Regions from separate parts of the Homo sapiens genome. Here region 2 is linked to region 1. The links are chromatin loops, found by intact Hi-C in ENCODE. Cell type or tissue: PC-3. All regions are shown on one strand. Links, peaks and the distances in the headings refer to the core of each region. The heading gives the core; the rest is flanking DNA.

Region 1 (4,399 bases), core at 211-4,210:
GATGGTAGTTTAACAAGTTTTGCTGGGTCATGTGGCTGTCAGGGAGTACTTGGAAAATAACTAAGCTACACTTTGGATAACCTGATGGCAACCCTCCATACTGGAGATCATTCTTAAACCAAGTGTGTAGACTAAAAGGCATGCTAATGATCCTGGACGTGAGTCGGTTTCCAAAACTTGGCAAAACCCCACACAGTTCAGAGGATTTGACTCTGGTGTTTACAGCATCAGCAGCCTGCTCAGGATGGCAGGCCCAGGAGGGCAGACCATTTGGAAATTTTGTGACATTTAAGCTCCCTTTTAATGTCATAGTTATCTGATGGCAAAGAATAAATTGTGGACAGGTCTCCTGACTCAAAGCAATGCCATTCCTATCTTCTGATTTCTTGGGCTTTGGGAGTTGGTATGCCTTCACCCCTATGTGGTGGCAAGTGGGAATGTGAAGGTCTATCTTTTTTTGGTTGGTTCTGCTGTCATGGTAGTGTTTAGTATCTGGTGCCTCAGGAGCATGCAATAAATGGCAATCTCAGATAAGGAGAAATTCTGCCACCAAAACTGCTCCATGCTCCCACTGCTAAACACGTAGTATTAGGCTTTCGTGTGTTAAGAGACAATCAAACGCTTCTCTTCAGCATGGTTTATTTTGGCAAAATACTTGAAAACAATTTGTTAATATTTTACTCAAATAACCAAGGCAAAATAAAAGTATGTCTCTGTTCAGGTAAGGACGGGGAAGACAGGAAAGGAATAATATTCAGTGAACATCTATTATTTCCCAGACATCTAAGCATGAATACCCCTACTCAGATGGAATTCCTATTTCACACAGCTAGCAAATGGTAGCTAGAATTTGAATTCAGGACCCCAGCACACAGTGCTCTTTGCACTGTACCACATTGCCTGGCCCCTTAGGTAAGATGGTGTGGTGTGGAAAGTGTCAGACTGGGGCCTGGCTGATCTCCTGCCCTGTAAAATGTTTACTGACATTCGTTTTTTTACTGAACATAAAAGAGATTGCAGTTTGCATATAAATACATTTCAAAGTCCTTGATAATGTTTTCAAAATGGGTGCTCTAAATGTAAATTATAATGGATCTCACTTGGCCTGCAGAACAGTCTGTTGTGGAGCTGTGGGTTGCATGAGACTTTGAAGCATGATGGAAATGCGATGAAGCTGCAGGCCTGACCACGGGCCTTTGGATAGGCCATCCGTGACTACGCCAGAAAGGGGCACTGCTTCCTTTCCCGTCTCTCACCCATAAAAACACTTTCCCTTGTTACGGAGGTAGGATGGCCTGCAAGCCAGATATGGTCCCTGCCCTCTTGTAGCTTATAACCTAGCAGGGGAGGAACAATGACACCACCAACAGCGAAGCCCAAGAAGTGCTTTCTAGGGAAGTGCAGGTTGCTGCAGAAGGAAGCCTGCAGTAGGCACCTGACCTGTTCCTTGAGGGCTGGAAAGGGCTTTCCAAATGAAGTGATATTTCAGTGGACTTCTGAAGGACAAAGAGGTGTCAGCCTGTGTACCACATGCACAAAATATGCACATATTTTTCAGAGAAGAAAGGAAACCAGCTCATGAGCTAGAATAAAACAACTCATCATTTGTAAGCTATGCAATGTTTCTCCCACCCCATCCAACAAACTCAAGTGTATACCTGCAGTAAGTTCTTGTGTGAAATAGCTCTGCTTTGAGAAAGAGAGGGGTGAAGAAGATGGACCCCTTTATTTGCAGGTGGGAAAAGTAAAGTGCCCACAGTATATCTGTGAAGGCATCACAAATAGCACACTCAGCGCCTGCCTCCTAATTCAGGGCTTGGGACTTCACACTGGTCTGTCACTCTTCACAGACTCCCTGGGCAATGTCAATGACTGCTAACAGCCCCAGAGGCTGACTCCTGGTGGCCCAGAGGCAGAGTGTTGTCTCTGGGACAATACGCCTCTGGAGCCTGCTTCTCTCCGCGTTTCTTGGCTCTCTGGGAAACTGTAGCAGATATCCATGGAACCTGGTATTCACCAGGTGCCAGCAAAAGTCATCGTGAACAATGCATATTCAAACGGACCTTAATGTGCTTTCAGCTGGTACCCACAGACTCTAAGATGGGCACATATTAAAAAGGATGAAATCAGGGTAATGTGAATTTTAGTAACACCCCAAATTTGCATGTAAATGAGGTGAGTCATCTAAGTGCAGTTTAAAATATTTTAAATAGGACACTAAGAAAAGAAAAAAAGAGCAGATGATATATTGATTTTTCCAGGATCCTGCACAGCTGACAACATGTGCCTGCTCTCTGCTGGCCTGTGTAGATTTTTATAATTCTATCTCTCTCCCTTTGCAGCAGGACTTCGCATGTCCCTGTTTGGGTGACATGCCACATTCTGCTGAGGTTTGCTGTGGTGAGAGCAGGGAACTAGGAATCCAGTGCCGCTTTTCAATCTCTCACCTCTTTCTCTTCAGTGGAGAGGCTAAACTTCCTACCTTAGCACTTGGATCCTTTGTTCTCTCGTGTGATCAGCTTCACATTCCCTTCCTTCCCTCTTCCTTTCTCAGACAAACCAAGGCCTTCTGCCATAAACCCTACAGTGACTCATACATAGCAAACTTATGATAAATGTTTACTGACATGGGATGAATTAAACTGTGTCTACAATGGCAAGCAAGATACAAACAAGAATAAAGTGGTTGTCAACCCAACTGCTCATTAGAATTACCTGAAGATCTTTTAAAAATCCCAATGCCCAGGCCATATCCTAGAGCAGTTATATCGGAGTCTTGGTGGAGAGGGAGCCAGGCATCAATATTTGTAAAGCTACCAGGAGAGTCCAAAACATAGATCAGGTGAGAACTACTGGTTTAAAGCCACCGACTGAAAAGCTCCTAGAAGGCACAGGTGATTTCTGTTCTTGGGGATCTGAAGGCAAGGTCTGAACTAAGCACCTGCCCACTTCCCATGACATGACACCTCTGAGCTAGAGGTTCTGGGGAAAAGGAACTGTTGCTACTATAGCTTATTAGCCCTTCTTTTTTCAAATATTCACCACTGTCTGAAACAAAATGTGTATTCTTTGAAAGTGGTAAAAATGGACTGGCTTCCTCTTCTTCAGCATCAAGTCTTAGATCTCTAATTAGGCAAAGCCAAAGGTGGCTTCCATCTGATCTTCCCAACAGCTAAGGGGAAGGAAAAAAAATTCTATCCCCAGTTCTCACATGGACCTAGTGCTTCCTCAGTGGAAAACCCATGATATGGAAGGAGAGGGTACTCACGATTAGGTATTTAATACCTTTTTTTTTTTTTTGAGATGGAGTCTTGCTGTCACCCAGGCTGGAGTGCAGCAGCTCCATCTCAGCTCACTGCAACCTCCGCCTCCTGGGTCCAAGTGATTCTCCTGCCTCAGCCTCCCAAGTAGCTGGGACTACAGGCGCGTGCCACCATGCTCAGCTACTTTTTTGTATTTTTAGTAGGGATGGGGTTTCACTGTATTAACCAGGATGGTCTCAATCTCCTGACCTCGTGATCTACCCGCCTCAGCCTCCCCAAAGTGCTGGGTTAATACAATTTTAAGATAAGAAATTTTAAGAAGAAAAGTTGACTATGTTACTGGAGCCTAAAAGCGACCTGCTAAATATGGGAATAAGCTGACCACAGAACATCCATACAACGCTTCATGCATGAACCTCATACCGGTAGCCTGGGGTCTTTAAGGATGCGTTTTTCATACAGAGGTAAGAAATATTACTCTTGGGCGGCAAAAAAAAAAAAAAAAAAAAAACCTCATCTAAAAATCTCAAAGTATACAGTAAGACAGATACTGAGAATGCAATGAACCTGACAGAGGCAGGCTCATAAATTCAGTCAACTTTGTCAAACGCAGTCATTCCATTTCAGAATCTGTAATGATTGGAAGTGCTATGCTCTGTCAATATCACAACAGGCCTGGCTTCATGCTGTCTCTTTTTCATGAAATGTGTGTTGCCTGTTAACACTAGCACTGCTTCTATTCACTTGAATTAGCACAGTGAGAAAGCAGCAAAGAACTTGGGAGGATGGGGATCACAGAAACGCCTGCAGTGTTAAGTGAGAATTGGGGCTTGCTAACCTGAAGCCTCTAATTAAAGATTAGTGTGACAGGAAGTCCAACAACCAGACTGTCAGAGAGAAAAATTAGTGACATTTTCATTCCCTGTATCACCAAGCTATCCTCCACTGAGAAAGATGTTTCCAGCCAAGTGCATGCAAGCTCCAGGTACACAACCATGTGTTGGCCGCTCTAAGGCCACAAACCACTGGCCATGGACTTGGCCATGCTCAAATCTATGCATATGCACGTGTGGTGCAGATGAGAACCAGAACATACATATGTGGGACACCAGGATGGAGAAAGTTGCTTGGGGGAG
Region 2 (4,399 bases), core at 264-4,263, 100 kb after region 1:
AACTAGATCTACCTAATTCTTGTGGTGACAGTAAGTAGGAAATCGAAGATCAGAATCAAATCTCTAGAACTGCTTAGATGTGCAGGCATGGAAGAACTTGACCAATGTTGACAGCTAAGTTTATATACCCTTCTCCGAGAGCTGGCAGTCTATATTTTAGGACCCGTTTAAAACAACATTTTCACTCATAGGTGGGAACTGAACAATGAGAACACTTGGATACAGGAAGGGGAACATCACACACCAGGTCCTGTCATGAGGTGGGGGGAGGGGGGAGGGATAGCATTAGGAGATATACCTAATGTAAACAACAAGTTAATGGGTGCAGCACACCAACACGGTGCATGTATACATATGTAACAAACCTGCACATTATGCACATGTACCCTAGAACTTAAAGTATAATAAAAAAAAAAGAATAGGAAAAAAACAACATTTTCAATATTTTACCTAGTATGCATCCCAAATTAGATGTAAATTACAGCTTAAATATTTAATGATGTAATAGCAAAAAGGGTAAAAAAAATTTCTGTAATTGGATGCAGCTTTTTATGTTACAAATACTAACTTCCTATATTCCATGTATCATGTGGTCACCTACTTTAAGGTGGGACAAATAATTTTATCTAATGTTAGTTATTATCTGCTTCAATGATAAACTGGCTTTAACAGGGTGGTATTGAAAATAGCACATTATTTTTTCAGCTTAAAAAAGCTATTCCAGTTATACTAAGGTATAACGGACAAAACTGTACATATTTAAAGGTATAAATATGATGTTTTGATTATGTGTTAAGTTTTAAAACTAGACTTGATGTGAGTGTCACTGGCAGAAAGGAGGAGGAATAGAGTAACAAGGGCAACAGCATCAAAGAAACAGAAAACAATGCTCTCAGGTGGGTATCCTTGGAGTCCCTATTTTCAGATGAAGAGCTCTTTTTTTCAGAAAAGTTATGTAACTTGTCTAATATGACACAGCTATAAGTGATAGAGCTAGGATTTGAACACAGATCCAGTGCTCTCAACAACTAAGCTGTGTGTGCAGATTAAAGAGTTCCTGAAAATTCAAAAAAAGAAGTTTACTTATGTATATAAAGTAAACCGAGATGTAAGCATAAAATATTCTAGTACACTGATCATGGTGAGGGCAGGGCAATTTCTTCTCATTTGTAAAAGGCAATTTAGTCTCTTCTTTTAGAGTAGACACATCTGTTACTCTTGCTAAACCATTCATAAATATGGAAAACATGGGATGAGAAACACTAAACTATGCCCATGAAAATGTAGTTGAAAATTTTGTTCTTACTTTTAAGTGAATGTGATGAATCATTACAAAAACCTAATGAATCATAACAAAATTATTTTAATATAAAACTTAGTTTACATGCCAACAATTAGGTGAATAATCCAAAAATAAATAAAAATTGCCTCTGAATAAGCACTGAGAAGGAATGCCATATCAAATGCACTCTGTACTTTCTTTATAGGAAAGCCTTATGAACCTTGCTTGGAGTCTAGTGGCTCTTATTTTAGAAACAATTCTGATAAGCTAGTTTTTTTCCTTGTAGTATAAAGCACATCAAAGTAAGTAAACAGAAAGGATATACTGCTAAAAGTAGGAATACAAGAACACTAAAACATCAAAAATGGCCATGATGACCCCCCAAAAAAACCCAAGAAAGAAAGAACTCCCCAAAATTACCCAAGCATAACTTGGAGGTTGTCAAACCACAGCCTGCAGGCCAAATTCAACCTACTGCCTGTTTGATGACAAAGTTTTACTGGAAATCAGCCATGTTCATCACTTATATATTGTTTATGGCTGCCTTCCCAGTGCAATGACACAGTGGAGTGGCAGCAGCAGAGACTAGGTGGCCCGGAAAACTTAAAACATTTACTATCTGACCTTTTGCAGAAAAGGCTGTCAACACCGTGGTCTAGGTCATTGAAAGCATGGATAAATAGCTTTCCATACCGCATGGGGTACTGTGGACATGGCACATTTGACTCACACAGAAATTGTTCGTTTATGATTAGTACACTTTAGTATACACTCTTTAACAAATCTCTGAAAAATGCAATGCATTTTAGAAAAGTTTCCAGAAAAAATGACTCATTATTGTTTAATGGATACAGCCTAAACATTTCAATTAACCAGAAACCCATTTATATAGAACACCCAAATAAAGATATCTTTCTTCATATTTCAAAAAAAAACTATTTAGAAGTTGAAATCCCAAAATTATTCACTGGCAGAAGCAGGTGAACAAAGTTAAGTCAATTCAGATGCCCTTGTTAAAATATTTTTTCCCCTTAAGGTCAAAGTTTGTGTTCTTCTAATTTCCTTCAGGTGATCCACAGTCTCAGGACTGTAGAAGCCTCATGTTGCCTAAACTGAGCACACTGGAAACACTGATATTAGACAAGGGAATTGGCATTTTTCAAGAACTACGGCTGCAATTTAAACTACTGCTTGATCTTCCCCTAAAGCATACTAGAGAACCTAATTTCCATAAAACTTTCTAACCCAATTTGAACAGTATAATGTGGACAGTGGGGAATACATGGGTTTGATCAATTATGAATTTATATGATATGTTAGTAAGCTATTCAGGCATCATCTTACAATTCAGTATTTTGAACACTAATGCCATGCTACATAATTTTAAAATGATGCATTTCAGAAAAACCTCACTAGGGCATATTTGCATATTTAGAAATCTAATTAACCCAAGCATATCTTAAGGCTTTCAAAAGAGAACATACAATAACATTTTTGTCAGCTGAATGTTTGCTTCAGGCTATGTAAGGATTGTATCATCTGGTGTGTGTTAACCCTTCAGCTCCCCATTTTTTATGTAATGGCTGTTTAATTTGGGAGTTGGGCAGATAGAACTTTCCACTCCCTTTCTGGGCTGGAGACTCTAGGGCTCAGCATGAACAAGAGGACCTGTGATGGTTCTCTTTGTTACCAAACGCAAGTTCAAAACTCTCTTCTCTCCTGCCTTAGGTAATATAACTGAGAGCTGCACTACTTGCAGAAACACTTGAATTAGATGAAAAAAAATGACCACCACATTGCATATACAGCAAAACATCCCCTTATATATTTTCTGTGGGAAAAATATTTCAGAAAAAGGACAGGTGCCCACTGAGGGACACTACCCAACCCCACAGCTGCTACCGCTTCTGCCCTTAACTTTAATTTCGTCTAGTGCGGTTTTCTTCTATCCCTTAGGCCAGAATCTATGATCAAAGCCAAAAATAAGAGCAGAAAGAAAAGGCCTGTTCTTTAGACCTATCAACTCTACTAGAAGGCAAAACTTTGCTCCTGCATGCATGGCTCTCTCTGCGTGCCTGGTAGTAGAGGCTGATCATGGCCAAAGTCCCACTTTCCTGTGATTTTTCCTTTGAAACGTTGGCCATTTATCTTGCCAGAGTGGAAAAAGACCTGCTGCCCTTGTTACCACACCTCCCCAAGGATTGCTGTAGGTATGGAGGCTCTGACGGCAAGAAAAACTACCTGTGCTCCCACGGCCTTCACCTGTTTTGCCAAGTTCCCTGCAGGTGCTCCCCGTGTTAGAAAAGCCCAGAGAAAAATGTTGCTCTGGAAGAAATGGAAGTTGCTTATGTGAGCGTCAGTTAAGTAGAAAATTGGATTTATGTAAAATTATGATATGCCCGACAGAATCTAGACACAGTATGCTAGAAATTTCAGAAGTGAGGTAAAAAATTATAAACTTAATTTGCAACAATGTACAGTCAGTTCTTCTATAAAACATGTTTTGAAGTCACAAATTTATTCCAAAAGGATTGATATATGAGGGAACAATTTGAGCATAATGCAAATTACATTTGCTTACCGTTTCTTTCTGGAAAACACCAGTTCAACATGGAAAACTTCACCAGGCAGAACTGGGCTGGGGAGATGAAATTCACAAAGCACACACAAGCACACATCTTAAACTTCTACCAGCTATCTCATTCTGTGTTACGTATGAGCACACCCCTCCACATCTGCTGGTACATTTTTACATGGGATTTCAAATAGTTCTACTTCCAGCATGTCACCATAACCTTCTGATGCCAACTTCCACACGTAAACTTAAGGTCTTTTTCAAGGCGCACTGCCACATTGATTGTAGTATATATGTAGTTCTGTGGTATTAGCATGTATTTCTTAACCACTTAATACGTGTAAAACTATGCTATTTTTTATGAGGTCCCCATCCTTTAAAAATTGTATGTGTTCCTGATAAAGTTCTTGAGTGTTCGCCCCTGATTCTCTTTTCTCATAAGCTACAATTTGGTGCGTGGTGTGATGATTTTGTCACTTTATAACAGAACTGACCGTAAATTAGGTTTCATTGTTTTATTAAAGAGCAAACAAAGGGCAGAG

The links. Peaks named below come from ENCODE experiments on the same cell type or tissue, not always from the same donor. Only the 100,000 strongest peaks of a DNase experiment are listed, where the experiment ranks them.
Region 2: it touches region 1 in a loop (4-fold over the local background); 1 of 110 quality-filtered maps calls a loop at or near these places.

Annotation. Positions count from the first base shown.
Region 1 is chr5:107,867,306-107,871,704 of GRCh38, forward strand. The region is part of intron 8 of FBXL17 (F-box and leucine rich repeat protein 17); the gene reads right to left. Among named protein-coding and RNA genes, the nearest start is that of EFNA5, 200 kb to the left of the region's middle. In PC-3, for the core only: no CTCF peak of the experiment used is centred there; a DNase peak (open chromatin) is centred at 2,576; H3K4me3 peaks cover 477 bases; H3K27ac peaks cover 1,717 bases.
Region 2 is chr5:107,967,275-107,971,673 of GRCh38, forward strand. All of the region lies in intron 7 of FBXL17 (F-box and leucine rich repeat protein 17), which reads right to left. Among named protein-coding and RNA genes, the nearest start is that of EFNA5, 300 kb to the left of the region's middle. RefSeq lists an enhancer at 1. In PC-3, for the core only: no CTCF peak of the experiment used is centred there; DNase peaks (open chromatin) are centred at 1,407 and 1,907; H3K4me3 peaks cover 1,039 bases; H3K27ac peaks cover 2,296 bases.